Regions from separate parts of the Homo sapiens genome. Here all the other regions are linked to region 1. Evidence: read pairs that join two places in POLR2A ChIA-PET (ENCODE). Cell type or tissue: Caco-2. All regions are shown on one strand. Links, peaks and the distances in the headings refer to the core of each region. The heading gives the core; the rest is flanking DNA.

The links. Peaks named below come from ENCODE experiments on the same cell type or tissue, not always from the same donor. Only the 100,000 strongest peaks of a DNase experiment are listed, where the experiment ranks them.
Region 2: POLR2A ChIA-PET joins it to region 1 with 7 read pairs; 2 of 35 experiments call an interaction of 5 or more read pairs at or near these places.
Region 3: POLR2A ChIA-PET joins it to region 1 with 8 read pairs; 4 of 35 experiments call an interaction of 5 or more read pairs at or near these places.
Region 4: POLR2A ChIA-PET joins it to region 1 with 6 read pairs; 4 of 35 experiments call an interaction of 5 or more read pairs at or near these places.

What each region holds. Positions count from the first base shown.
Region 1 is chr5:17,398,193-17,405,869 of GRCh38, reverse strand. It overlaps LINC02217 (long intergenic non-protein coding RNA 2217), which reads right to left and starts at 1,851. Exons shown (of 2, transcript NR_134275.1): 1 at 1,782-1,851. RefSeq lists enhancers at 3,793-4,438, 4,439-5,084. In Caco-2, for the core only: no CTCF peak of the experiment used is centred there; DNase peaks (open chromatin) are centred at 3,209, 3,849 and 4,731; H3K4me3 peaks cover 433 bases.
Region 2 is chr5:17,329,257-17,336,933 of GRCh38, reverse strand. No RefSeq gene overlaps it. Among named protein-coding and RNA genes, the nearest start is that of LINC02111, 54 kb to the left of the region's middle. In Caco-2, for the core only: no CTCF peak of the experiment used is centred there; a DNase peak (open chromatin) is centred at 6,333.
Region 3 is chr5:17,301,942-17,309,618 of GRCh38, reverse strand. It overlaps the pseudogene LOC646012. Among named protein-coding and RNA genes, the nearest start is that of LINC02111, 82 kb to the left of the region's middle. RefSeq lists an enhancer at 6,498-7,064. In Caco-2, for the core only: no CTCF peak of the experiment used is centred there; DNase peaks (open chromatin) are centred at 3,348 and 4,418; H3K4me3 peaks cover 285 bases.
Region 4 is chr5:17,310,767-17,318,443 of GRCh38, reverse strand. No RefSeq gene overlaps it. Among named protein-coding and RNA genes, the nearest start is that of LINC02111, 73 kb to the left of the region's middle. RefSeq lists an enhancer at 6,383-7,024. In Caco-2, for the core only: no CTCF peak of the experiment used is centred there; DNase peaks (open chromatin) are centred at 4,833 and 5,895.

The sequences.
Region 1 (7,677 bases), core at 1,479-6,478:
TCACTGGGGTTTGACTACACCTGTGATTAAAGCCATTTTTAGTTTTATTTTTGCGACTTATTACACTATTTTTCAGTGTTTGCTTTTTAAATAATTGTTAGAGGAAATATATAACCTTTTATAAAAGTAATTTTGGGTGTAAACTAATTTTTTCTCCTTCCAATTCAGATGTTTTGTTGCTATAGAGAAAATGAATGCAAATTACCAAAATGTTAAGTAGCTAATAAGCTTAATGTCTACTGGGAATGAGGAAAATTATATTCCTCTTATAAAAAGGAAAAGTTATTCACCTCTGCCAAGAGGCATAGAGATATATAATACTCACACATAATACTCACACAGAGATTTGCCTAAATTGACTACAGACCATTGTAAGAAAAAAAAAGACTCAAAAAGATAAAACCAGAAGATGGGTAAAGATAAATCTCTAGTTGTTTCAAAGACCTAAGAAATACATGAGACAAAAGCCCAATGACTTGGCAAGTAATTTCAGGGACTTTGAGTGCCATATTTCTTGGAGAACAAGAACTATACTTCTAAAATGTCAACAAATTATAACAGAAATAAAAGTAAACACAGGTTAGATTAAGCAATGGTTCATCATGATTAAGGATTAATGATCACACCTAGATATTGATTTATTTAAATGTTGTACACACATTGATCTTTGAAGATGATGTAATATAATGCTGTTATAAAGAGTTGCTCTTTTTTTATTGGTTCTTAAAAGAAAGATATAAATTTAAGTGTTCAAAAGTCTTACTAAAACTCCACACCAACTGTCCATGAAAAGCAACAGTTCCTAACTTGTTCCCTTTTATGCCTCCAGCATCTAGCACACAATAATATTCTTGGTAAAATAGTATTTTTTTCAATAGTATTTTTTGATAAAAATAAGCCATTTCATTTTGGTAAAAATAAAATCACAAATATGAAACTGCAGTTCACTTGAAGGCAAATTGATAGAAATAAACTTTCAGTGGTAAGATGAGAGATATTAACACGTAATGGAAAGCTGCAAATATCTCCATAGCCCAGGAAAAAATGCAAAAAGCTATTGAGTAGCCGGGATCTGTTACTCCATAGAAGAGCTGTATCTCTTTATGCAACATTTAGCAATATTTCTAAGCAACTACTTACCTGATTCTTTCAGAATCATTTAGGTGGAAACTTCAGACTCTTTTCCCTTAAACTTGTATGTAACTCCCTCTCAAGAGGAGAAAACCCACCCTCCTCCATGAACACAGGATTTAGAAGGAGAAGAGACTTCCTGTTACCTCCTCATTGCTTTTCCAAAGCACAGCTCCCCAGCCTTGAAATAAAAACACCTGTGTTGAGGCTTATGGTACCCAGCTTTACAGGTCTCTTCTACCAACTGCCTGACTCTCTCCCTGACATTTGTGGAAGATTTGAATATCTAGTAGCTGCCCGCTTTTCTTCTCTATCGCTGTTCCTGAAAACGCTGCAGATGATATCTGTGTCTTAAAAGGGATGATTGACCTGGCATTAAGTACTTACTACCCTTGAACTTCTCAACTGCAGACTTTACCTCCAAAGCCCACTGTGCCACCCCATTCCATGGCAACTGTAGGGTGTGGCCTTGGCTCTGAAATCTTCAGCTTTGCCTTATCACTGCAGGCTCGTAGTCTCCCCTCTCACTCCAAGCTTGAAATCCTTCACTGTTGCATTCTCAATTTAAAAATCTGGTCTGCACCCTCCTCTCAGCACACAGAGCTCTCTGCAATCTGTCCACTGTCCGTTTGTCTCCCCGCATTTCTTACCCCACACAAACAGACTTGCCCCTTTCAGACATCCTGAAAGACTGTGTTTCCAGTGCGGCTTTGAGCTTCCAAAGTGGTGCTTCTTTTGTCCTGCTTTTTCTCTTTTAGTTTACTCCTACTCAGTCCTTCAAACCTAGTCTGAAAGTATTCATTTCTGTTAAAAGCCTTTCCATGTTCCATCTGTGCAGTCTGCTTTATTCGCTCCTTCTTCCGGCTCCCAGAATATCCTTTATATAACTCCTGGGTACACTCGCTAAGGCCAGGAGGATGTCTTGCTCACATTAGTAACTGCAACACCTGGGACAATGTCAGGAAGATGGTAGCTAGGACAAGCCTTGAGGATGTTTTCCAGAAAATATTAACACCAGAGAAACTGGAAAAGAGGACATAATTCCAAGTTTAAATTTTTTCTACTGTACACTTTATACTGGTTTGCTAATACCGTTAGATATTTTTATTCACCCCTAGATAGTGGTTGCATTTTATCCCCTACTGAAGAAGAACACTGCATGGTTACTACACAACAGTATGGACAGTGTTTGAAAGTTGAATGGAAGATGATCAAATGAGGTTAAGCTTTCAAGTTGGGAAAAAGGGAGAAAGTGGGAAAAAGTAAGTATTCCTATAAATTTTTTAAGTCAACAAACATAATTATTTTTGTTTCTTAAGGGCTGTTCTGAAAAATGTGAGGAAACTCACCACTTGGTTAAATTTCAGTCATCAACTGAATTATTTAAAGCAAGAAATCTGAGTTTGATTCTGCTTTCATAAAAGAAGCAAACCAGCAAAAGAGGCCTTTTAGAATTACTATATTACAGTAGTTTAAAATAGAAATGCAGCTAGTGCATTTAACACTTAGTCTTCTTCTCCTTATCTTAGTTCTTTAAAATCATCACCAGTGCCCTGGTGGTTGAAAAATTGAGCTGTAACTCAATCTGTGCCATTAATGGCAGAATCCTGGGTCAGTCTATTAACCTATTTTGATCTCAGTTTCCTCATTTGTAAAATGAGAAGAGAGTGGATGAGTGATTTTTCAAATGTTTTGTTAATTGACAGAACTCCCTTCTTTTTCCCAAAGGAAATGTTACCAGGAATCCTGAGACAGGAAACCTGAAAGGCAGGATGGAGAAGATTCAGCTTCCCTCTCTCCCTCCAGGCACACCCCAGAATTCTGGGAAAGAGAATTGGAAAACTGGCTCAGAGGGTCCTATTTTGAGTCTTTCACAGCAATCCTGGCAGGTCCTGGAGTGGACCTGCAAGAAAGGATGAAACGAGGGCAGGTATGCTAAGCTGATAGCCCACGTTAGCTCAAAGGGAAAAGAACACATTTTTCCTAGTTGTAAGTCTGAAAGTGGAATGAGAGATTAGTCCTGAGATAACCTTGGAAGAATCTGTCCCCACCTCCAGGGTTACAATGTTGACTCTTTGAATGGTATTTCTGCCCTGCGTCTTAACTTTCCTGGAAACCCCTCTGCCTGCTCTGATCCCTGAGCCCAATTTAACCTCTTCCTCCTCATCTTCCTCTTAACCCACCATATGGCTCCCAACACCCACATTTTGGCCCACGATGCTTTCTCTCTGTGACCCACCCGAGCGGGCAGCCCTGATTCAGGAAACAGGGGTTATAGTTACTGGAAAACAGATGCCTCAATGGCAATAGGACAAACTTTGGAACAAAGGAGCTCACGGGTCCTTTACGACCTAAAATCTCTAAATCTCTTGCATTGTCTTGCTCAATTGAAATAAGCCGGGGCTTTGTGTTTCCTCTCACCCGCATTCAAAGAGCTGGTGCTGATGACACTTGATTTTCCTCACTCTTCGTTCCTAAGGCAAAGTGAGAAAATGCTTTCAAAACTAGCTCTAAATTTGGCTCATTTTCGCTCTTTGGAAAAATAGAGAGAGAGAGAAAGAGAAAGTCTCACTTTCCTACTCCTACAACTTATTTTAAAATTTGCAGAGGAATTCCCACAGAACTCCTGCAGTTTAAAAAAAAAAAAATCTATTAGCCTGTAAAATGTCCACAAATTCTTCGGCACCCAAAGCCTAGCCGGCAGCTGGTGCCCCACGGCTATTATTATCCCACCCTGGGATTCACTTGTAAAAGCCTCACACACAGTAAACAAATGTCAGAGAGCAAACACAAAGCTCTCTCTAAACTCAAGACATTCTAATTCTTATCTGTTCACTGTCGAAATGTTTACCTGTCCCTTCAATGTTCTGGGCATCTCAGCTGTCAACTAAAAGGAAGAAGCTGAGCCAAAATTAACATAAGTAGAGAGTTGATTCGGGCCAAGCTTGAGGATTGCCGCCCTGGAGAGTATTCAAGTGGATTTTTAAAGGAAAAAGAAGAAAGCAGTTCCTGAGTTGTTTACCAATAAATTATGTTAAAATAACATAAGGTGTTCTTTGTATTGCAAATTCCAGCAACAAGAAGATAATGTGTTAGGCAGTTAATCTGGAACAAAATGCCTTTAAAACATTACCCCCAGGCAGGGGTGCAGGGTGGGGAGGGAATGATTGGAGTTCCATACTTCTGTCTCTCTGGGCCTGATAAATTTCTCATACCTCATGTAGCTCAGAACGCTCTATTTTTCTTTCCTCACAGACATGTGCCTTAGAACCCTGTATTTTGAAAGTGAAAAGACAAATAATGCATTCCAGGGATCACTGAGGTGATCTCCACCCAGCCCCACTGCAGTGGCCTTGATCTTTTTCAACCGACCCTCCTCCTTCAAAACCATCTCCTGGGGCCCAGCAATCTCTCTTCTGAAGGGGCTAGAGATGCAATGGCTTGAAACTGCAAGATCCCGGACTTCCCGTCCTAATGACATTTTGTTGGTGTCCATTTAGTTAATACACAAACAGGTAGGGAGGCAGTTAGTTGTTCTGCTTGCTGGGATGATGAAATAACAGACTCTTACTCCCAACTTCCCCTTGCTAAAGTGCTAGCTCACCGCAGGACTCATTCGGCGCCCCGTGGGAATGGAGAAAGGGATTACCTGTCAATAATACATGAGCACAGAAAGCCCTAGAAATGTGTGCCTAAGGCCAACTTGAAATGGGGAGTGGGGGAGAAAGAAGTCACTTGACGACACAGAAGGGAGAGAATAGCCCACATTCTGCTACAAATTTTCATTCAGCAAACACTTCTCTCCTCCTGGTCCTTCCACCTGGGTAAATTTCACATTAGCAATCCTGAAACAGCAAATACAGCTCTTTCTAGAAAAAGGCAAGGGAGGGAAAAGAATAAAGTGAATCCGGAGGGCATTGATCGTGTGTGAGTGAGTGAGTGTATGTGTGAATATGAGAGTGTATGTTTGTGTGTATGAGTGTGAGTGTATATGTGAGTTGGCGTATGTCTCTGTCAGCGTGTGATTGTGTGTATGTGTATCTGTGTGTGTGTGTGTTCATCTTTATTTTTACTCCTTTTATTCTTCAACATTGTTGTCTCACAAACTGCCCCCAGCAATGATTTTTGTTCTGTGAAATCTAATTTTCAATCTTTTCATCTCAAGGGTGAGGCGCAGCATAACTTCCACATCAATTTCCCAATATTTCAAGGGATACGTGACTCTACGTAACACTTTTCCAGATCGCTGAATTTAACCGTTTAACTCAAACTCTCACTTTCAAATGAAACACGTCATATATTATAAACTTATTTTCCTTCCTTAGTAAAATACACAAACATGATTCAAAGTTTTCTTGATAGCTGAAGATCATAATTCTGAGCCACTATTTCTTTATATAATATTTCTTTATATAATATTTCTTTATATAATATTTATATATTATATAATATTTATATATTATATATTATATATTGTATATAATATTATATAATATAATATTTCTGTAATATAATCAGCCCTTCGTGGGCCATGACGTGTAGCATGGTGACTTTCTACACAGCAAAATAGTTCCGGTTTTCTTCTCCTCAGACCTGACACCCCCTCTTCCCTGTCACTGCCTGCTAGTCACTGATAGCCTAAGAAAATTACAGTCTCCATCTGCAGCCAATCAGCCACCACACTTGTACCTTTCCACTAGGCTAGGCTGCTTTTATTTTATTTTGACTTATTTTATTCTGTTTCTGCTCCCCTTCTCCAAGCTTCCTTCCCTTCACTTCTGGTCTTTCAGCTCTCAGGCTGGCTCTAGCTGAAGGCTGTCTTGTTTGGTTCTGCTCTGATAAGTGACAATTTCACCACCTTGAGGTATTTAGGTCCCAGTTCTCATTTTTTCAGTTTTTGTTTTGTTGGGGAGTTGTTTAATCCTAGTTCACTTCACTGCTGGAAATAGTTTCTTCGCCTCCTTCGATACCTTCCAATTTAAGGTTTGATGCCATTCTGGGAATGGGAGATGGCCCCAAAACTGCCTCCGATGATCCAGGCTCTGCAGTGATTTCCAAATAGCAGATAAGGAATTGACAGTTGTAGAAATTGGAGCTGGCAGCACTTCCTTAAAAATACATTAACTCCAAAAAGAGAGGAAATAGGCATTTTGAGGGACGAACTCAAATTTTTGCTCTAAAAATGAAAATCCTAATATATAGGATAGATAGGAATTGGATTCAGCAAACTATATGCTATACAAACCTGAAAGTTGCCTCTAATTTCCCAACTGGTAATCTCAATTCTATAATCATGGGCACAGAGTCCATTCCCCAGTGGTCTCAACTCACTTTGGGAGCAGACCGTGTTTACCTGCCACAGTTAGAGAACAATCTTCCCAGTCTTGCATTTCTTCCTTTAGAGAAGGAAGAGCTGAGGTGCAGCCACCTGTTGCACCTTCTGCAACCCTCAAGCTACCAAAATTGTACTTGACAACAGTTTGTTGAAAAATGGACAGAAGTGCCAAATATCCATTTGTCTATTCAAATGTACAAGCCACCTTCCTAGTGAAATGTTGGTTGCAATTGCATTTGAATTAAACTTTAGAGTAGGGGGGAAAGAGACGTGTACATTTCCACTTTTCAGTTCCTTTAAATGCTAAATAGACATCATGATATTCAGTCAGTCCTGCTTCCTGAGGTTATTACCAGGCATGCAAAAGAAATACACTGAACTCTTTTAAGGAAGTGCAGAATATGTGATATTGAAGTATGACAATATAATACCTTAATTAAGGAGTTAATTTTCTATTTCCTCTAATGAATATAATCAACCGCTACCTCTTTGTTCTCCAGTCCATCACTTAATTAATCAGTTCCTCCAAGCAAAGTGAACATATTCTGGTCCCTGAATAAAGTGGAGAAATATCTGCCATAGTCCGTCAGCCTCCAGGCACAGCTGTGTGGAGTTATCCACATCCACAGCCTCCCCTTGCTGGGGCACCGGTAGTCCATGGTTAATGCAGCCCTGGATGACTAGGGGAGGGGCTTAAGCTTGATTCAGACGGGAAATGCACAGATGGTTTTCCCACTTATCTGTCAAAGAAAAACCACATTTCATTCTCCCCAGAAGGTAATGCTGCTTTGTAAGAAAAAAAGTGTGGCTCATTTCGTTGAGACTAAATCTGCAGGCAAAAAACTGAATGAGTCAACCATTAGCATGTGGTCAGGAATTTGACTACCAAAGCCAGCATTGGTTTGTCATCACAATTGGGTCAGTAGATAGAAAGCTGTCAGGCATTGAAGGAAATTTTGGAAGGTAAATACATTATATACAGTTCTAAAATATTAATACTACAAATTTCAATAAGATCAGCACCTGAAAAAAAATCTTGAATAAGCATTGAGTAGAAGAGTCCAGTTGTGAAGGGCTTATAGTAAATGACAAGTGCAGATTCTTCTAGAGCCTGTGACCAAGATAAAGCCCTACCACCAACCATGTTTGGGGTCACAAAAGCTGGGTTGCTCAGTTCAACTTCCATTATCTGATAATCCTAGTGATGCTGT
Region 2 (7,677 bases), core at 1,469-6,468, 69 kb after region 1:
ACAAGCTCTGTTTGCCTGCTGCCATCCATGTAAGAAGTGACTTGCTCTTTCTTGCCTTCTGCCATGATCATGAGGCTTCCCCAGCCACGTGGAACTGTAAGTCCATTAAACCTCTTTCTTTTGTAAATTGCCCAATCTCAGGTAAGTCTTTATCAGCAACATGAAAACCGACTAATACAAGCACTTACAGTGTAAACCACAGAATTGGGTACTTGGTTAGATATTGGATGATTGACTTTTCCTCCAAAATGTCTTGCCTTCTCTCAAGACTGTAAGGATGCAGTGGCTCATGCCTGTAATCCAAACACTTTTGGAGGCTGAAGCAGGCAGATCACTTGAGCCCAGGAGTTTGAGACCAGCCTGGGAAACATAGCAAGACCCTGTCTCTACTAAAAATAAATACAAATTACAGGTGGTACTCACCTGCAGTCCTAGCTACTCAGGAGACTGAAGCAAGAGGATCACTTGAACCCAGGAGGTTTTGGCTACAGTGAGCAGAGATCATGCCATTACATTCCAGCCTAGGCAACAGAGAGCAATACCCTGTCCCTTCCCACCATCCCCCCACCAAAAAAAAGGACTGTAACATACAGTTCTTTGACAGTGTCAAGGTCAATGGTTTCCAAATCCAAGCACCTGTTAAATCCTATTGTTAACTTGCAAGACAGGTTTTATCTATTTCTGTATCTCTAGCTCCCAGGAGTGGGCCTGGCTGAGAGGAAAGGCTTCTAAGCACACCACTTGACAACCATTGATTTGCCTGCTGTCATTAGAGATTAGTTTTCAAGTTCTGTAGCTGCCCTGTCTTACTGAGGGTAGTCACTAGTATCACCAAAGATTTTGCTATTATCCTTTCACTCTGACGGTTGTTCTTATCAGGTTTTTTGTTTTTTGTTTTTGCCTCAAAATCGTGTTTGATGTCTTTTAAAAATATCCTTTAAAAAAATACAGATTTCAAGTTGTTCCCGTGTCAGATTTATTGACTCAGAATTTGGGGGAGTACAGCCCATGAGAATGCCAAGTTAGGAAACTCCCCAGACAGTTGCTAAGCCTCTAAGCCTGCCCAGCTCCACAGAAGCATGTTGGGCACATCATTAAATGCTCAAGAAGCATTTTTTGATAAACTGAATTGATTCTTCTAATCTGTCTCATTTGTCTCGCTTGGAAGTGATGGTAGATACTACAGAAACAGGAAAACAGCATAGATCTAACCAACTGGAACTCTGTATAAAATTGATTCATTCATTGCATAGAATTAAAACATTTATACATCCAAGGTAGAGAAATGAGTAGATATGTGATAAAGCAAGTATAGTAAAATGTTAGTGGTACAATTTAGGTGGTAGGTATATGGGTGTTGACTTAAAATTCTTTCAAATTCATAGTATGTTTTGAATTTTTTACAACATAACATTGAAATAAAATGAAAACAAAATCCATATACATCCAGAACATTCAACCAACCTAAATCTGTTCTCCCTGGATTATTCTCTTCCTTCCTTTCCTTCTTCCCTTCTTTCGTTTTTCATTATCACTCTTGATTGTGGTCACTAAAAAATAATCTTAAAAGAAGAAGCACTTATCATCAAAAATATATTTCTTGGACCTGAGCTTATTTGGGTATTTTACAATTAAAACATTTTAATCTTGGAAAACATCAACTCTGACACTTGGGCTACAAATGCTGCTTTAGATGCTTTTATTGAAACAGTCAATCTACATGAGATAATTTGATACTAAAGAGTGAAAATTATTTTTAAGTATTTTGATGGCTTCAATGAAAAATGTGACCAAAGTAAAGAATATGTAAATTACTCTAGTTGTTCCATAATATTTCAGCATCATCACACCCCCAAAAAATGATAAACTGTGACAACAGTAGATGTGATTTAATAGATAATTACATTTAATATAATATAAGTACTTATCTATCAATCCAAGGCTGAATATTTTCTTCTGCCAGGTCAATGAGTATGTCTCATGGGCTTAAAATGGACAGTGCAAAGAATGAGCAGTCTATAAAAGCAGGTTTTACACTGCATGATACCAGGTAAATGCTGCATGATAGCTGTTTGGCTTGAAGTGCTGTTTTAAAAGCTGGGAGAGAAGGTATAAAGGGGTTCCCTGTGAAGAGTTTGGCATATGCCCATGGCCTTCTACTATTTTGATTACATTCATGTTTGATATGGTTTGGCTGTGTCCCCACCCAAATCTCATCTTGAATTATAGCTCCCATAATTCCCACATGTTGTGGGAGGGACCTGGTGGGAGATAACTGAATCATTGGTGCAGTTTCCCCCATACTGTTCTTGTGATAGTGAGTAAGTCTCACGATATCAGATGGCTTTATAAGGGGCTTCCCCTTTCACTTCTCTCTCATTATCTCTTGCCTGCCACCATGTAAAATGTGCCTTTCACCTACCACCATGATTGTGAGGCCTCCCCAGTCATGTTGAACTGTGAGTCCATTAAACCTCTTTTCCTTTACAAATTACCCAATTTCAGGTATGTCTTTATCAGCACCATGGAAACGGACTAATACAATGTTAAAGAACATATTATGACTGTATCAGGCAGAGTTCTTCAGAGAAACAGAGCTAATAAGGTATGTATAGATATATAGAAAGAGATTGAGCATGAGGGATTGGCTCACATGATTATGGAGGCTGAGAAGGCCTGTGATCTGCCCTCTGCAAGCAGGATGCCCAGGAAAACTGGAGGTGTCATTCCAGGATAAACTCAAAGGCCTGAGAACCAGAGATGCCAACGGTTTAAATCCCAGTCCAAGTCTGAAGACCTGAGAATGTGGGGGTGGGCCAATGGTGGAAATCCTGGTCAAGTCTGAAAGTGCAGGAATCAAGAGCACCAATGCCCAAGGGCAGGAGAAGATGGATGTCCCAGCTCAAGAAGAGTGAATTCACCCTGCTGAAAAATTCTTAACAGGGAGGTGGTTAGACTGAGGTAGTTCTAGTGTCTACCTAAGCCCAACATAAACAGTAAAATGAAAATAGAGACTTTACCAATCGAAACTGCAGCTGCCCTCTAACCAAGGTCTTTCCATTCTAACCAATCAAGTATATTTTCTTTGTCTTACTCGTGTGTCCACCTACAAAAGCTCTCTGCCCACCCTGCTGTAGCAGAGCGTTCTATACCTCTTCTGGTTTTAAGTGATGTCTGATTCATGAATTATCCTTTACTCAAATAAACTCTGTTAAATTAATATTGTCTAAAATTTGGGTTTTCTTTTTTTCAAATCACCTTTTCTCCATCTTTGTGTTTCTATCTGGGCCCTCATGGGATCAGACCATACTCACCTACACTGGTGAGCACAGTCTTCCTTACTCAGTCAACCAACTCAAAGGCTAATCTCTTCCAAAAACACCCTCACAGACATACCCAGAAATAATGTTTTAGCAGCTACTTGGGCATCCTTTAACCTAGTCAAGTTGACACATAAAATGAACCAGTACAATGGCCATGCAATGCTAGAGAAGAATTAAATGTGTACCCCTGTCAACCTAAGGGAAGAAACTGGGGCACAAAATATAATTTTAAGGAGTTTGCTCAGCCAGGTGCAGTGGCTCATGCCTGTAATCCCAACATTTTGGGAGGCTGAGGCAGGTGGATCACTTGAGGCCAGGAGTTTGAGACCAGCCTAGCCAACATGGTGAAATCTCATCTCTACTAAAAATGCAAAAATTAGCCAGGTTGGTGGCTCACATCTATAATCCCAGCTACTCTGGAGGCTGATGCAGGAGAATTACTTGAGCTTAGGAAGCAGAGGTTGCAGTGAGCCGAGATGGTGCCATTGCACTCCAGCCTGAGCCACAGAGTGAGACTCCATCTCAAAAAAAAAAAAAAAAAAAAAAAAGAGTTTACTAGAGCCAAGATAAGAACAGCTGCCTGGAAGACTCAGACCCAAGTAACCTTAAATATGAGCCTTTGTTACAAGAAGGCTTTTATAGGCAAAAAAAAGGGGACAGGAAGTAGCTATTACAAACTTGCTTGACAGGGATTCTCATTGGTTTACAAAAATAACATTGATTAGTGATTGCCTGTACATTTTTCTTTGTATCACAAATTCCAGAAACATGAAGACAGTAGTGACAGTCACATGGTGCAACTTGCAGTGACATTTTAGATAATTTATCAGCTAGTTTGGAAACTACCAGGAGGAAAGAAAGAATAAAGTGCCTTTAAACAATTGTCCCTAAACGTGGGTGCAGGGATGGGGGGCAAATGACTGAAGTCTCATGCTCGCATCTTTCTGGGCCTGATAAATTTTGCATATCTGACATTCCTCAGAATGCTCTGAGCTATTTTTCTTTCTCACCCACGACTAAAATGTTACCGGTCATGTTTTTTCAACTTCACTTGTAAGATAGCTCTAACAAAAATGTCCATATGCCAACAAATTTCCCCCTAAAATAACTCTAACCACCCTTTTTCCTCACTAAACACTCGCCAGTGAAGTACTTTCCCACCAACAGTGATTTCCTGTTCCTCAAACACACCCTGCACTTTCTTGCCTCCACGCTTTTAGTCTCATCACGTTCCCTGTCTGACATTATAATCCTCGCTCTCCCTCCCCACTGTTTTTACCTCCACCTACACTTTTTTTTCTTTTCTTTTTTTTTTTGAGATGGAGCGTCACTCTTGTTGTCTAGGCTGGAGTGCAGTGGCGCAATCTCAGCTCACTACAACCTCCGCCTCCTGAGTTCAAGCGATTTTCCTGCTTCAGCCTCCCGAGTAGCTGGGATTACAGGTGTGCACCACCACACCTGGCTAATTTTGTACTTTTAGTAGAGACGGGGTTTCACCATATAGGTCAGGCTGGTCTCAAACTCCCAGCCTTAGGTGATCCACCCACCCCAGGCTCCCAAAGTGCTGGGATTACAGGCATGAGCCACCGCGCCCGGCCCACCTACACTTTTTGTGCCTATCCAAATTGCTCCTCCTCTGTAAAAACTTCCAGATCACATCATTCCAGAGTTACTTCTCCCCCTTCTGAATTTCTTTGATGTACACGCTCTGCAATATTTATTTGGAAACTGATAATTTATTTTCTCTTATATTTGCTAAATCATCACTTATTTATGATTTATCTTACCAATTGTTTTGAACCTTTCTATAGTAGAGAGACTTTGTCTATTTATTTGTGAACCCAGCAATGTCTTATAACTGGGAGGAAGACAATGTACACTTGTTGCTTGATTATTGTTAATTTATGAAAGAAGTGATGGAAGAAAAAGGAATAACAATAATTGTTAACATTTACTGAGTGCATTAGTCTGTTTTCACGCTGCTGATAAAGAAATACCAGGACTCGGAAGAAAAAGAGGTTTAACTGAACTCACAGTTCCACATGACTAGGGAAGCCTCAGAATCATGGCGGGAGGTAAAAGGTACTGCTTACATAGGGGTGGCAAGAGAAAATGAGAAAGATGCAAAAGAGGAAACCCCAGATAAAACCATCAGATCTCGTAAAACTTATTCACTACCACGAGAACAGTATGGGGGAAACTGCCCACATGATTCAAATTCTCTCTTACCACCTCCCTCCGACAACATGTGGGAATTATGACAGTACAATTCAAGATGAGATTTGGGTGGGGACACAGAGCCAAACCATATCACTAAGTGTTTACCTGTCAGATACTTACGGTTCAATCTACTATTTGCATATTATTTGTTTTGTTTTGTTTTGTTTTGAGACAGAGTCTCCCTCTGTAGCCCAGGCTGGAGTGCAGTGGCTGGATCTCGGCTCACAGTGCAACCTCTGCCTCCTAGGTCCTGGTTCAAGCAATTCTCCTGCCTCAGCCTCCCGAGTAGCTGGGATGACAGGCACATACCACCACACCCAGCTAATTTTTGTATTTTTAGTAGAGATGGGGTTTCACCATGTTGGCCAGGCTGGTCTTGAACTCCTGACCTTGTGATCCGCCCGCCTCAGCCTCCTTAGGTGCTGGGATTACATACATTGTATCACTTAATCTCCATATTCTATGAGAGCAGATATTCTTACTATCTTTATCCTGCAAATGAGGGATATAAGGCACAGATGGGTGGAATATGCCCACCATGGTCTGGTTCTGCAGCTAGTCAGTGGTGGAGCATTTGAAGTCAGCCAAACAATTGACCCCAGCACCATATGCCTAAGAGCTACAGGTTGGTACAGATAATTGTTTTGATGAGTTTTCGACCCCCACACAACAAACATCTCAGGCATGCTGTGGTTTGAGAAACCTACCAGTGTTCAAAAGGAAGCATGTTCTCTAAGAAAAATTTTCTTCTCTACCCCACTGATCCCTCCCCATTACCCCACCCACCCCCAGGGTTGAGTTCAGGTTTCTGATGAATCCTGACAGTTCTGCCCTACCTGAAAATCTGGTTTAACTGATTTGAACCACCTCAACCACCGTCTTATCAGCCTTGTTTCTAAACCTTGGGGCAAATACAAATAGCTGAGTCCTACCTGTTCCCATTTAAGTGTGTGGTAAAGAACAAAAAAAATCAATGTTAACAAAAGATAGGTAGAAAACTTCAGTGTTTAAGATAATAAAATATTAAAATATATAAAACATTTTGCAAAAGGCAAACTATTTTGACTCAATAAAATTAATTGTCAGGATAATCTCAACTTAAAATAAAAAAGCAAACATTTATTTGGTTGAAAAATACCTGTATATTTCCTGCAATACTTGATTATATCAGGAACTCCAAAGCCATCATTTTTCCTCATCTCACTTTGACCTATTCCCTAAAATGCACACAAGTAACTTAGAATATTCCAGAAAGCATAGTAGTAATCATTAACCATTTCCATCTTAAAGACAGAACTATTTTAGGCTCCAGAAAAAACATACAAAAAAAGTGAAGCAAAATGGTAGCCATAATAATTAGCCATAAAAATGGTAATGGTAATGGTAGCCAAAATGGTAGCCATAAAAATTAGCTGTATTAAATGAATTGATCTCTCTAACCCTTCTTTAGGGGATATCTAGGACATTCATAACTTATAAGAAAATTAATTATGAAATAATCCATCTAGGAGTTCCTCTATACTCACATAAAAAATTAACATTAATAGCGATAGTGTTCCCTCCCACAGCACCTGCCCCTGACTGTCCTAGTTAATTAAAGCTTACACAGTGGCTTTAGCCTTGGGCAATCCTTTGAATCATATACTGTGCCATCATCCTCTGTGCTCAGAGATGTTGTGCTGACAGTTTTATTTCCCTGATGAACTGAAGTGATTGGACCAAAGAATGCAAAACAAGCAGTCTTCATTCACCCTGATGTTTCCCCTCGCAGTCCGTCCTTGGGTGAAGATGTGACTATTCTCTCTGCCCTGCTTGAAAGTAAGAACCTGTAATAGGATAGTCTAACAAGAATACTGGTTGAAGTGATGACTTAGAGAGAGGTCTTGAGATACAATTTTGGGGCAAATATTTAAGTTTATGTTTAAATTGTACATTATGTTGTCAATTTTCTGGATGGTTAAACTGACGGCAAAGTTGCATTAGGAAAGAAGAAAAAAGGGAGGGAGGAGGGAGTTAGAGAGGGAGGGAAGGATGGAGGGAGGGCCTCACAAAATAAGGGTTGCTGATGACCAGAATTCTCAGACTTTGTTCTCATCATGGTTGTAATCAGCACATTGGGGCAGTGAGACTCCAA
Region 3 (7,677 bases), core at 240-5,239, 95 kb after region 1:
GACCTCAATAGAATCAAAGGGTGGAGGAAGATTGGATTCCCTCTCTTCCTTCCTGGTTGAGCTAGGGCACGGATCTGCTTGCAGTGCTCCTGGTCCTGAGGCCTTTGAACTACACCTCTGGATTTCCTCGGTCTCCAGCTTGCAGACAGTAGACCTTAGGTCTTCTCAGCCCCTATAGTCACATGAGCCAATACCTTATAATAAATCTCTTTATATTTATATGTTCTGTTTCATTGGAGAACCCTGGCTAATATAGTACCCATGATGCCTGATGTTGAAGAAAACTAAGACTCAATACTGATGTTCATCCATACATTTATTCACCAAATATGTACTGCACACCTGCCCTGTGTAGGGCATTGTTTAAGGCATAGCAGTGAATAAAAATAATAAAATTTCTAGGCCAGGTGCAGTGGCTCATGTCTGTAATCCCAGCATTTTGGAGGCCAAAGTGGGAGGATCACTTGAGCCCAGGAGTTTCAGACCAGCCTGGGCAACATGGCAAAACTCTGTCTCTACAAAACAAACAAATAAAAATTAGCCTGTAGTGCCAACTACTAAGGAGGCTGATGTAGGAGGATCACTTGAGCCCAGAAAGCTGAGGCTACAGTGAGCCAAGATTGCACCACTACACTCTAGCCTGGGGGACAGAGTGAGACCCTGTCAAGAAAAGAAAGAGAGAAAGAAAGAAAAAAGGAAAGAAAGAAAAGAAAAGAAAGAAAGAAAGAGAAAGAAAGAGAGAAAGAAAGAAAGAAAGAGAGACAGAGGGGGAGGGAGGGAGAGGGAGAGAGAGAGAGAGAGAGAGACTTTTATTCTAGGTTTATTCTTTCTTCTTGTTTTGTTTTCTGTTTGTTTGTTTGTTTGTTTGAGATGGAATCTCACTCTGTCATCCGGGCTGGAGTGCAGCGGCAAGATCTCGGCTCACTGTGACCTCCGCCTCCTGGGTTCAAGCGATTCTCCTGCCTCAGCCTTTCGAGTACCTGGGATTACAGGCGCCCGCCACTATGCCCAGCTAATTTTTTTGTATTTTTAGTAGAGACTAAAAGTTTCACTATGTTGGCCAAGCTGTTCTCTAACTCCTGACCTCATGACTCACTGGCCTCGGCCTCCTAAAGTGCTGGGATTACAAGTGTGAGCCACCACACCCAGCCTGTTATTATTATTGAGGTAAAATTCATATAACATACAATTAATTTTAAAGTGTGCAATTCAGTGGCATTTGGTACATTTGCAGTGTTGTTCAACTACCCCCTCTCTCTAGTTCTAAAATATTTTCATTGCCCCAAAAGAAAACCAGGTACCCACTGGTAATAAAGAAAAGCATGCAATATGAGACCTTTCGTGTTGCATTTTTTTCACTCAGAATGATGTTTTCCAAGTTCACCCATGTTGTAGCATGTATCAGTACTTCTTTTCTTTACTGCTAAATAATATTCAGTTGCATAGATATACCAAAGTTTGCTTATTAATTCATCCATTGATGAACATTAGGCTGTTTTCACCTTTTGGCTATTGTGAATAATGCTTCTATGAAAAGTCATGTACAGGTATTTATCTGAGTACTTGTTTTCAAGTTTATTCTTTTTACTCCCCCTCCTTAATCCATTTCTGGATCTGTTTATAAGTCATATTTGAAATTTTAAAAGATGTTTTAGATGACCCCACAGTGGTGAAGAATCAAATATATTTAAGCCCCTAAATGAGTGCCTGGCACATAAGCAGTATGGTGATTCCTCAAAGAGCTAAAAGCAGAACTGTCATTCGACCCAGGAATCCCATTACTGGGCATATACCCAGAGGAATATAAATAATTCTGCTATAAAGACACATGCACGCGAATGTTCATTGCAGCACTATTCACAATAGCAAAGACATGGAATCAACCTAAATGCCCATCAGTGATAGACTGGATAAAGAAAATGTGGTACATATACACCATGGAATACTATGCAGCCATTAAAAGGAATGAGATCATGTCTTTTGTGGAAACATGGATGGAGCTGGAGGCCATTATCCTTAGCAAACTAATGGAGGAACAGGAAACCAAATACCACATGTTCTCACTTATAAGTGGGAGCTAAATGATAAGAACTCATGAACACAAAGAAGGAAACGACAGATATTGGGGTCTACTTGAGTGTGAAGGGTGGGAGGAGCGAGAGGAGCAGAAAAGGTAACTATTGGGTACTGGGCTTAATACCTGGGTGATGAAATAATCTGTACAACAAATCCTGTGACACTTGTTTACCTGTGGAACATCACTTGTACCCCCAAACCTAAAATAAAAGTTAAAAAAAAAAGCCCCTCAATAGACGATAGTTGTTATTACCAACAATAATAATTAACACAGCGCTAAATAGCATACAGCTGAATGCACACTTCATAGAGAATTGTTGCAATCTGGAGGCAGGTGTCAGTGCGGACTGGTCCCTTGAATGAAGATTCTTACAGCCTTCGCCCTACAACCAACTGTTCACCTCACACACTTCCTGGAGGTTGAAGAAATAGGCTGGAAGTTTTTCTCAGCATTTCTCTCTCTTTTTTTTTTTTATTTTTTTATTTTTATTTATTTATTTATTTTAACAGCTGAGTCCTCTGAGCACTTATTACCATGGATCACCAGCAGCAACGGGGCGGGAAGGGAGGTACCAGACTCATCTGCCCCTCAGGTAGATCTTGGGGGTCTGCCAGCCTCCAGGGGTTTCCTTCAGACCCGCCTTCACCCAGATACTCCTCGGGTCTCTCTTGAGCTTGATCGGCTTCCGTTTCAGGCGCCCGCCGCAGGAACAGCGGCCTCACAGCTTCCGGTGCTTGTGGTGGTTCATCTTCTGCCGGCGGGTCTTCAGCACGTTTTTGCTCTGCATCTGAGTTGTATCCCAGGCCTTCTCATCCTCCTGCTTGGCCCCTTCCCCCATCTGGCTAGGGAGACACTCATAGAATTGGGCTGGAGCCGCAGTCCCTGGGGTCTGGGCATCCAGTCTGGGCAGGAGGCAGCAGGCTGTAAGCCAGCTCTCCAGGGGGCTGATGGACATCTTCCTGGGGACCAGCATCTCCTCGAGCTCCAGCTGGGCCCCCTTGCTGGGGAGTGAGGCAGCCCTACCTGGGCCAGTTGGCTGTGTGCTGTAATGGGGCCTGCAGGCATGCTTGCTCAGCACTCCAGAAACAGGCCAGGGCAGACTGCAGCCTGCCCAGGAAACAGCCCTGAACAGCTGAGAAGTCAGGCGCACCAGGAGTATGGCCTGTGGGTGGGGAGCATTCCACTGCCAGGCTCAGGGACTTACGGTCGGAGCGTTTGTCGCATTTATCTGCCATGTTAGAAAATAATCACTAGCCCCCGCCTCCCGGGTTTGCCAGTGGACTTGCTCTAAGTTTTGCCCTGAAGTTACACAAACGTTGTAAAAAGCAAATGGAAACAGATTGTTGTCTTTCTGATTGTGTAACTTGGCATTAAAGGAATCTCTAATTTATTTGTTTAACACGCAACTGCTGACATCATTGCCTGAAGCACACTATCAAGCTGGTCTGATCCCAGCTTGTTCGCCACCCAAAGTCAACACCATTTAAATGAATTGTGACAATAAAAATTCCATTTCTATCTAGAGCCAAATAGCTGCTCAAATAATCACTTGGCGATCATACGAAGTATGTGAATATGGGGGATGCACTGAGCTGGAGTTTAGGAGATCTTGAGATATTCCTAATCTTGCTGTGACTTCTTTTGTGACTTCAAAGAGCACAAACCCCAGGCATCATTCTACTTCCTCATTATATGGAGGTTATTTTTCCTGAACCTATGTACTTCAACAAAAGTTGCAAGATTTAGCTTGTATTTATTTATGTTATCCTTGTCAATTCAGTCAAAATGGTTATGAGTTGTATAAGTCGCTACTTAGTCACAACTAAGGTTGATGTTGTTAGCTTTCTAACATTAATTATGCCTTTTTTAAAAATTCCACGAAAGGGTTTTTCATTTATTACAATATTAATTATGTTGGTGAGAGAGAATTGTGACAACCGAATTAACTCTGCTACTTCTTGTTCCTACCAAATGCCAATCTGATACTCTCACTGAAGTGGCAGTTTTAAGAAAGACATGTTGTCTTCCTTAAACAAACAAAACATTCCTCTTTATAATAAACAAGATCCTTATTCATGTATGTATAATTAGGGCTCTCCACCTGTCAAAAACTTTCAAGCTCTGTTTTTACTCAGTGTATAGCTCTACCTTCTCAATGTATCCTTTTCCAGACAGATGAAACCTTTTAGAAAATTTTCCCGAATGGTAAAAGATAAACACAGAGATCTTTGTTATCTCAAAGCTGAGTGACCCAACTGAGTTATCGTCACGGCTTAGGTCAAACTTTAAGCAAAACAAATACCATTATAAGCAACATTTCTTTACAAGAAAAATATTTCCCAACCTTGCAGCCTTGTTGATCCTGACGCAGGACACTCTACCATACAGACAAGCATGCAGTCTTTCACACGAGTCTGTGATGCTACAATTTCCACCTTGCCATTAGAAGGTGTTTAAGGGCAAGGATTTGTATCTCTGGTGCCTGGTAATTCATATTCTGATGCTGAATGAATATGGAAATGATTATTTGCACAATTCATGTTAGCTGCTAAGCAGCAAGGTTTGATATATTCTCCTTTCTAGAACTTGAAAACTCTAGGAACAAGTAGTTACCAGTATTGCCCAGACTACCGAGAGTATTTTAATGCTTTATTGTGAATATTGAGTGGATTTGTTCTGGGGAAAAAACAACAACAAATTATCTGTCTGTCTGTCTTTCTTCTCCACTGAACAATAAATTGTTTCTGGAAAGAAACTACAATAGTACCCCCTTACCCATATTTTTACTTTCTGCTGTTACTCACAGTCAACAACAATCCAAAAATATTACATGGAAAATTCCAGACATAAATAATAATTCCACTGAGAATGGTGTGTGTGAAACAAACTTCCACACAGTGGAACAAAATTACACTCAGAACAGTGTGCATGAAATTCCAGTTATGTTTCTGTCTTTATGCTGGAATTTTCATGCACACCGTTCTGTGTAGTGTAAAATCTCACGCCGTTCCACTCTGTCCCACCAGGGACATGACTCATCCCCTTGTCCTATGTTTTCAAGCTGTCTATGCTACCCACCAGTTCCTCACTTAGCCAGCTCGGTTATCAGATTGCAAAAACATAGTATACATAGAGTTTGGTAATATCCCTAGTTTCAGGCACCCACTGGGGGTCTTGGAACATATCCTCTGCTGATTAAGGGGAACTACAGTGCATCTTATCCATTTATATAACTGTACTGGCTAGCAAAGCACCTAGTTCCATAATAATTTCTAAAACTGCTCTGTCATTGTTAAGTCAAATCTATAAGGGGTTAATCATGAAATAAATAAAGCAGGATGAGGGCTGTCCTGTGAAAAGTAATTACCAGGCTGGGAGTGCTGGCTCACGCCTGTAATCCCAGCACTTTGGGAGGCCAAGGGAGGCAGAACACTTGAGGTCAGGAGTTTGAAACCAGCCTGGCCAACATGGTAAAACCCCATCTTTACTAAAAATATAAAAATTAGCCGGGTGCGGTGGTGCGCACCTGTAGTCCCAGCTACTCTGGAGGCTGAGGCAGGAGAATTGCTTGAACCTGGGAGGCAAAGGTTGCAGTGAGCCAAGATTGCACTGCACTCCAGCCTGGGTGACCAAGCAATACTCTGTCTCAAAAAAGAAAAAAGAAACGTAATGATCTCCCGACTGACAGTTTTGCACAAAGAGGGCTTCATTCCTTTCGAATCCTTAGTTGAAGTCACTCTCTCCCACCAGTGTAAGTGAAATGGAGAGGACCAGGGAGATTTGGGCCACCCCAATTTAGAAACACTGAAAGTTTTTCCCAAGTCCTGTCCCCATGACATGCAAACTCAGAGTCATTATGTCCTATATTAGTTTTTCAGTGGTATGAAAATTGCTCATTAGAGTTCCAACGATTGCCCTTGAAATAAAAATAATCACATTTCTTTCAAGTGCAAGAGGATCTGCTAGAATTTCTGGAGCAAAGAATGTTGCCTGCTGAAATGTTTTCAGACACCAACTCACCCCTTCAACCATTCTCAGGCGAGCATATTAGACCCATCTCAAGGCAGTCTAGTCCCTCTGGGCCTACTGAAAACGGATAAGAGCTACAGTGATAGCACGTGGGCCCATCCCACACCAGAGACACCAAAAAGGGAGCAGAGCTCCTTCGGAGTATGCTACTGAGTAGGTTCTGGAAGACGAAAAATTGAATTTTCCTAAAGTTTTGGAAGAGTAGAAAGAACACTGGGTGAGAAAGAAAGGAGGAAGGAAGGAAGCGAAAGAGGAGAGGAGGGAGCGAGGGGGGGTGTTTGGAGATCTAACGGTTATAAAACCCTCATAAGTAAAGCAAAGCAAGGGATTTTATTTCCATTTTACTTATGAGGAAATTGAGCTTCAGACAAGTTGTTTAGTCCAAATCTCACAAATTAGTAGAGCTGAGACTTGAACCCAGGTCTTCTGATTCCTGGTCCCATGGCCTTTCTGTTACGAGTAGTACAGCATCTTTCTTTCTTCATTTTACTAATTTGTGTCAACTGAAAGTTTCTGAGAAAGATTTATTGGCACATGGGTGAAATAGCCTGTGTGCAGGCACATTTGATGTAACAGTGTCTGTGATCAAAAGTTTGGGCATTTCTCAATAAGGAAATTGCTAAATAAATCATAATACGTAGTCTCTAAAAATATGAGACAGTTTGACATGCCCTCATACGGCACGATCTCCAGGCTATACTGTTAAGGGTAAAATAAGTGTGATGCATAACAGCCTGCACAGTATCCACCCAAGATTCCCAGGGGAGAACAGGAGGATTGCCTCCCGTAAGCTGAACTGGAATTGGCAGCAGCTCTTCTGCTCCACCCTCCCCCCAGCCAAGCTACAAGGCTGTGAAAATCACTCAGTATTGCTTTTGGAGCAGCTCTCTGCAAGTCTGGACTCTGTCTCAGAATGAGAGGCCCTCCACACAGAAGTTCTACATGCAGCAGTTTACTCCAGGTAGGTACCATAGGGTAATGATAAGAAAACAAGACTTCTCAGCCCCACTACAGACAAAAAATTCAGGGTTTTGAGATGCAGCAGAGAACAGCAAGTGTACACAAGTCTATGCAGAAAACATGGGGCCGGAGCAGAAGCATAGATCTCAGTTTTTAAGTGGCAGTACCAATGGTGACCTCAAGCCTGTGACTCAAGGTGACAACTGGCTGCTCAGCTAAGAGCATGGCAAATTTGCCTCAGGCCTATAGTGAATCATTTGAAATACCCAGAGTTGCAAGGCTGGTGAAGAAGTGATGACCCAAAGCTGAGAAGGATCCAAGGACAAGTCAAGAAAGTGTGACAGCAGTGAGCAAGGGCCTCCTGGGATGGCACACGCAAGTGCCACGCAGTGACTCAAGGTGGGGACAGCCATCAGGGTAGCCTGGGGTTGACATCTAGGAAAGGTTATTTTGAGTTCCTCCACCCTCCCCCAGTCTGTACAGTTAGACTAGATTGGCATAAAGCTCATGCCACAACGTCCACTCAAAGCTGTTAAAGGATCCCAAAACAATCTTAGCCTGAGAATTTGGGGCTACCCAAGGCTAAATTTGGGGTTCTTGAGGTATACATC
Region 4 (7,677 bases), core at 2,168-7,167, 88 kb after region 1:
CTTGTGATCCGCCCGCCTCGGCCTCCCAAAGTGCTGGGATTACAGGCATGAGCCACCGCACCCAGCCTTCTTCTGGTTCTTAATTAGGGCACTATTCAGTCTCCCTAGTTTGGATGGATGGAATGGGATGGATGAAGAGAGAGAGAGATATATCAGATGGACAAGGGATGGATGGACGGATGGATACATTGATGGGTGGATAAAGCAAAAGTAAGAAAATGTTAAGAATCTGTTAAATCTAGTCGGGTGCATATACAGGTATTCATTGGACTATTCTTTCAACGTTCTGTATCTTTAAATTTTTTCATTAAAAACTTGCAAGAATAAAAGGTCATTGGTATAAACACAACAAAGGCCTTTTTCACAGTATTGCCATCTTTTCTCCTCCCAAACTACTCACGCCTTCCCATCATCTCTTCACCTGACACTGCCTTCTTCTTCTCGTCCCAGGCAACAAGGAAGTAAAACAGTTTCCTGCCTCTCACTGTGCACATTCAGAAAGTTGCTCTCTGTAGAGAGAAAATTTTGTCTAAAACAAAATTTTTACTAATAATCAACCGTGATTTTTGTTGAACTGTAGACCTCCACTTGTATTTGTTGCCATTTGAAATTTCCATAGTGCTGTTTCTTCTACACCCTTTATTGCTGAATCCGGAACTCAAGCCAGTCCTTCCCTCCTTATAAGACACACGTTCGTGCACACACACAAACACACACATTCAGTTCCCCCTCCTCCACCCCCACTCGGCTACACTGAGTCAAAGCCCAGCTGGCCCTATTAGAACGGAAAAGGAAAGCAATGAAACAGACCACACAAATATTCTAAGACTGGCTCCTTGGAAGGAAATTGAGAATTCATTGACATCTCCCCAGGGAAAAATAAGTGAAATTGTGTCATTGTCAGACACTCACATAACTAAATTAATGTGAAATTAAAATCAAAATGAAATATTCCTCTTCATGTTAAAAGTAGTTCACTTAAGTAGTCCATGTACAATTGGCCGCTCCTGCAGCACATTATTAAGTGATTTAAAAGATTAATTTTAACACAGATCACAGTTTCAGTGGTGGTTATGCTAGCATTAAGCAAATAAGCATACTGTCCCAGAAAGAAGCTGATGGTTGCAGGGCAGAAGCATCTTGTCTTGCCACAGGCAGTACAATTGCGTTCATACTTCTTGCTTCAGTTTGCAGTGTGTGTATGAGCCTTTAATTCATGAAACATTAGGAGAGGATCTTTTTCAGGAAGTGAGAACCCGAAGTTGACAGACACATAACCTCATCTAGAATGACAACTAACGAGTTCCTAAACCACAAATATTCATTTCAACAATTTGCAATAATCTACCGTGTGCATGCCAAAGCATTCTAGACAGAACAAACAGTAACAGGCCGGCCTTTGCCCCACAGCATGTTCCTCTAAAAACAGATCCATAATCAAATGCTAAGAAAATACATGCCCTCAACCCTGAAGCAAAAATGTGAATGCAAGCTACACGGGGTAATGTTCCCTCTGGACAGACACCAGTAAATCCAGTTTGCATATGAAAATCGAGGCTTCTTTGCTTCCCTGCACACGATGCTAAAGTGAAGGTCAACAATCTCTTTGACCCTGAGTTCCAAGAAGATGGGAGACTATCAGTGACAACGAATGACACAGACTGAGTCCTGGCCTCAGATGGGAATGAGTGTGGGGGGGTGGGCATGGAGACAGAGGAGGAGGATGAAGGAACAAAGGATTTCAAGCGGGGTCAGCAAACTCTTTCTGTAAAGGGGCAGATAATAAGTATTTTAGGCCTTTGGGCCATATGGTCTCTGTTGCAATGACCCCAGTTTGCTGTTGTAGTGCAAAGCTATAAGTGAATAGGTGGAACTATGTTCCAATCAAACTGTATTTATGGACAAACACTAAAACTTAAATTTTATATAATTTTCATCTCTCATGAAATACTATTCCCCCTTTTTTAACGTTTAAAAATATAAAAATCATTTCTTGCTCACCAGCTGTACCATATCAGTCAAGAAGCTGACTTTGCCCATAAGCCGTAGATTGCAGACCCCTGATTTAGAGCATTGATTCTCAGACTTGAGCATGCATCAGTCATGTACATTGATGAGAGCAAACACAAATCCTTGGGCTCTGCCCCAGCGTTCCTGATCCCACAGGTCTGGGATGAGCCTAACCATATGCATTTCTTACAAGTTCCCAGGTGATACTCATGCTACCAAGAACACAAATGGAGAACTATGGTTTAGAGACAAAGTAACAAGACGGAGAAGGGAGGAAAGAAGTGCCCATGGCCAGGCGTGGTGACTCATGCCTGTAATTTCAGCACTTTGGGAGGCCAAGGTGGGTGGATCGCTTGAGGCCAGGAGTTCAAGACGAGCCTGGCCAACATGGTGAAATGCCGGCTCTACTGAAAATACAAAAATTAGTCGGGTATGGTGGCGCATACCTGTAGTCCAGCGACTCAGGAGGCTGAGGCAGGAAAATCACTTAAACTCAGGAGGTGGAGGTTGCAGTGAGCCAAGATTGTGCCACTGCACTCCAGCCTGGACGACAGAGAGAGAGAAAAAAAAAAAAAGGGCCCACGTTGGCCAGGATGAGTCAGCAATAATCATTTGTTTGGGCCACGTAGAGCTGTTTCATGATCCCCAAGAGAGACTTCATTAAAAACAGCTTGCCTTGTATAAACATAAATAAATAACTCTTCCTTCATAGTTGATTCTCTTTGACACAGAAATATGAAAACCCCTATTTATAGTGTCTTTTGCACAGACACACATGAGCATTTAGCTAAATGGATCTTTAGATGGGGCACCCATCATCAATCTCAGAGTAGTAAAATTCTAGGTGAAGTAAATTAATTTTTCCTCCATCTGGGTAAGACTTATTTAGGTAAATAATGAGTAAAATAATTCTTTAGTTGAAGATACTTCATCTACTAAAAGAGCTAGTGCTGGTAGGTACAGACTACTTAAGTAACCAGGTTTTCCACATAAACAGATTTAAAATTCACCTGGGAATTGGTTTTACTCAGAGGTAATCTGACACCCTTCCTAAGGAACCACCCTAATTCTGGCTGTTTTACCCCAATCTGTGTATTGCTCTCATATGGCAATTGAGTGTTGCTTGTCACCACTTATCTCCTTAATTCAACCACAACAGCTGTTTAGTAGGAAGTCTCTTGTCTTTTCATTTACAAGCTTCTCAAATGAGCATGATTAGAACAAACATGACCTCAATTAAGGATGTTATGTTTGGGGGTTTTCGTTTCGGGTTTTCTTTTTTTTTTTCTTCCAGTTTCTTATATTCTAAGTGGTCTTGATTTGTGTTTGGTGTCATCCAGGTGACACTCTCTACTATTCTAGTATCTTTCAATGTTGTTTGCGACAGTTTCGTTTCAGAAGTCACATCGATGATAGAACACAGAATACTAATCCTGTCTAACAAGTGTAATTTGATCTCCAATTCAATTGCTAGTAGCAGGCAACCTCTCTGACCATCTCCCAATAGATGTGCTGGAGTCTTCTGGATTAATCCAATTCATCAGTTGATTGTTGGGGAATATTCAACCTAGCAGGCAGGCATCCTTAATGCTTTATTACTTGATAAGATATAAAAATACTTTCCAGTTAAATATTTTATCTTACGCTATCTCAGACTTATTATTAATTCAAGATCCCTTTCACAATTTAGCAGTTATATCTTTTTTTTTTTGGAGGCAGGATCTCTGTGTTAGTCCCTTTTTGCCCTGCTGATAAAGACATACCTGAGAGTCGGCCACGGTGGCTCACGCCTGTAATCCCAGCACTTTGGGAGGCCAAGGCAGGCAGATCACAAGGTCAAGAGATCGAAACCATCCTGGCCAATGTGGTGAAACCCCCTTTCTACTAAAAATACAAAAATTAGCTGGGTGTGGTGGCAGGCACCTATAGTCCCAGCTACTCGGGAGGCTGAGGCAGGAGAATTGCTTGAACCCAGGAGGTGGAGGTTGCAGTGAGCCAAGATGGCACCACTGCACTCCAGCCTGGCGACAGAGCCAGACTCTGTCTCAAAAAAAAAAAAAAAAGACATACCCAAGACTGGGCAATTTACAAAAGAAGGAAAGAAGGAGGTCTGTTGTTTTGTTTTCTTTGTTTTTGAGATGGAGTTTTGCTGTTGTTGCCCAAGTTGGAGTGCAATGGTATGATCTCGGCTCACTGTAACCACCTCCCAGGTTCAAGCAATTCTCCTGTATCAGCCTCCCAAGTAACTGGGATTACAGGCGTGTGCCACCATGCCCGGCTAATTTTTTGTATTTTTAGTACAAACAGGGTTTCACCATGTTAGAGCCTGGTCTTGAACTCCTGACCTCAGGTGATCCACCTGCCTAGGCCTCCCAAAGTGCTGGGATTACAGGCCTGAGCCACCGTGACCAGCTGAAACTCTGATTTTTAAAACCATCAGATCATGTGAGACCCATTCACTATCACAAGAGCAGCATGGGAAAGACCCACCCCCATGATTCAATCATCTCCCACCAGGTCCCTCCCATGACACAGGGGAGCTACAAGATGAGATTTGGTTGGGGACACAGAGCCAAACCATATCAGTCTCTGTTGCTCTGTTGCCCAGGCTGGAGTACCCTGGCGATCTCAGCTCACTGCAACCTCCTCCTCCCAGGTTCAAGAGATTCTCGTGCCTCAGCCTCCCAAGTAGCGGAAATATAGGCGCGTGCCACCACTCCCAGCTAATTTTTGTATTTTTAGTAGAGACCAGGTTTCGCCATGTTGGCCAGGCTGGTCAAATTCCTGACCTCAGGTGATCCGCCCACCTCGGCCTTCCAGAGTGCTGAGATTACAGGCACAAACCACCCGGCCCAGCCTCAGCAGCTATATCTTGCATGTCCACCCAGCAACTGAATAAACATTCCATATATGCTAATATAGGGCCAGCTTAATAGATTACCACCAATCAGCCATCTGTGTCATATGCCATCATTCTTCCTGACATCTCTGAATTACAAACTCAACCAAGAGTTCCAGTAATGAATCTAGAAGGTTACTTTTTCACATTTTACACCCTGTAAATTTTATAGAAAAAAAAATGAGGCCTAGAGAATTTAATTTGCACAACAGAATAATAGTTACAAAGATTATAACCCAGTTCTCACTCTCATTCTGCTTATTTGATCCAAGTGAAGAATACTATCCAATATTCACCCACAGTTCCTCTAGGTAGGGATGGGAGGAAGTAGGGAGTAAATATTATTACCAAGGAGAGAGGGAAAAGAAGAATATAGATATATATGTATATAATCGTAAATCATATTTTTATATATAAAGAATACATATAATTTTAAATATTATTAAACAACACAAGAAAAAGTAAGTATGGAGAAAAATAATCATGCACATTTCAAAAGAATACAGAAAGTGGGAGGAAAATTACATTCTCTATGAGAATAAGGCAGAAATATTCCCCAAAAGGAGAAAAAACTAAAAGGGAGAAATTACTCATATATTGGTCACGTTTATATGGTAACTTTTACACTTTTTTAAAAAGTCAACCCCATTTTTGTTTTCACTGAAAAATAGTATGTGTCCTGCAGTATATACTCAATAAATGTTTGTTGAATTGAATTTAAATTATTTTACTTTGGCAAGGTTATTTCTTTTTCACAGTGCTCACAGGGAAAATCATTAAATAGATTTTTATTCTGCCTTTCATAAGAGTCTTCATAGTGCTGCTCCATTTGATTTTTTCTTTGCAAGATTATCGTGTTTTGCTTTACTCTATTGTAGCTCCCTTTTTGGCTTCTATACTAACACTGCAAATAAACAGACCTGCCAAATCCTACCATCGCATTCCAAAGACTTCAGCAAACACGTCAAGTGTCTTGAACGCCACCAGCTTCTTTAAGAAGCCAGTTGAACCTTGATCTTTGTTAGTAAGATGTTGCTGTTGTTTCATTTCAAACACCCCAGGCAAAGAGGAGCAGAGTTCTTGCTTGGACTTCAATTCTGTGTTTGTGTTCATGTAGAGTTTGCAAATGCCTTACTCATCTTTAGAAACAAATATTCTTTAGAACTCCAATTGGAGAAATCATTGCAATTAGACCTTTTGAGAGGTGACAGCGTGCTAGCAGTCCTCACAGCCCTTGCTCTCTCTTAGCGCCTCCTCTGCCTGGACTCCCACTTTGGTGGCACTCGAGGAGCCCTTCAGCCCACCGCTGCACTATGGGAGCCCCTTTCTGGGCTGGCCAAGGCCAGAACCGGCTCCCTCAGCTTGCAGGGAGGTGTGGAGGGAGAGGCGCGAGCGGGAACCGGGGCTGCGTGCAGCGCTTGTGGGCCAGCTGGAGTTCCGGGTGGGCGTGGGCTTGGCGGGCCCCGCACTCGGAGCAGCCGGCCGGCCCTGCCGGCCCCAGGCAGTGAGGGACTTGGCACCCGGGCCAGTGGCTGCGGAGGGTGTACTGGGTCCCCCAGCAGTGCCGGCCCACAGGCACTGTGCTCGATTTCTCGCCGGGCCTTAGCTGCCTTCCCGCGGGGCAGGCCTCAGGACTGCAGCCCGCCATGCCTGAGCCTTCCCCCGCCTCCGTGGGCTCCTGTGCAGCCCGAGCCTCCCCGACGAGCGCCACCCCCTGCTCCACGGCGCCCAGTCCCATCGACCACCCAAGGGCTGAGGAGTGTGAGCGCATGGCGCGGGACTGGCAGGCAGCTCCACCTGCAGCCCCGGTGCAGGATCCACTGGGTGAAGCCAGCTGGGCTCCTGAGTTTGGCGGGGCTTTGGAGAACCTTTATGTCTAGCTCAGGGATTGTAAATACACCAATCGACACTCTGTATCTAGCTGCTCTGGTGGGGCCTTGGAGAACCTGTGTGTCCATACTCTGTATCTAACTAATCTGATGGGGACGTGGAGAACCTTTGTATCTAGCTCAGGGATTGTAAAGGCACCAATCAGCGCCCTATCAAAACAGGCCATTGGGCTCTACCAATCAGCAGGATGTGGGTGGGGCCAGATAAGAGAATAAAAGCAGGCTGCCTGAGCCAGCAGTGGCAACCCGCTCGGGTCCCCTTCCACGCTATGGTAACTTTGTTCTTTCACTCTTTGCAGTAAATCTTGTTACTGCTCACTCTTTGGGTCCACACTGCTTTTATGAGCTGTAACACTCACCACGAAGATCTACAGCTTTTCTCCTAAAGCCAGCGAGACCACGAGCGCACCAGGAGGAACGAACAACTCCAGAAGTGCTGCCTTAAGAGCTGTAACACTCACCGCGAGTGTCCGCGGCTTCATTCTTGAAGTCAGTGAGACCAAGAACCCACCAATTCTGGATACACTTTCACTGATGTGTAGGCTTAACGATGCACTTACGATCCTAGTAGCCTTTATAATTTTTTTTGAATACAGTATTTAGTTTCTTCAAAAGTTTGCATCAGGCTAGGCGAAGTGGCTCACGCCTATAATCCCAGCACTTTGGAAGGCCGAGGTGCGCGTATCATTTGCGGTCAGGAGTTCGAGACCAGCATGGGCAACATGGTGAAACTTCATCTCTACTAAAAATACAAAAATTAGCTGGGCATGGTGGCACATGCCTTTAATCCCAGCTATTCAGGAGGCTGAGGCAGGAGAGTCACTTGAACCCAGGAGATAGAGGTTGCAGTGAGCCGAGATCATGCCACTGCACTCCCAC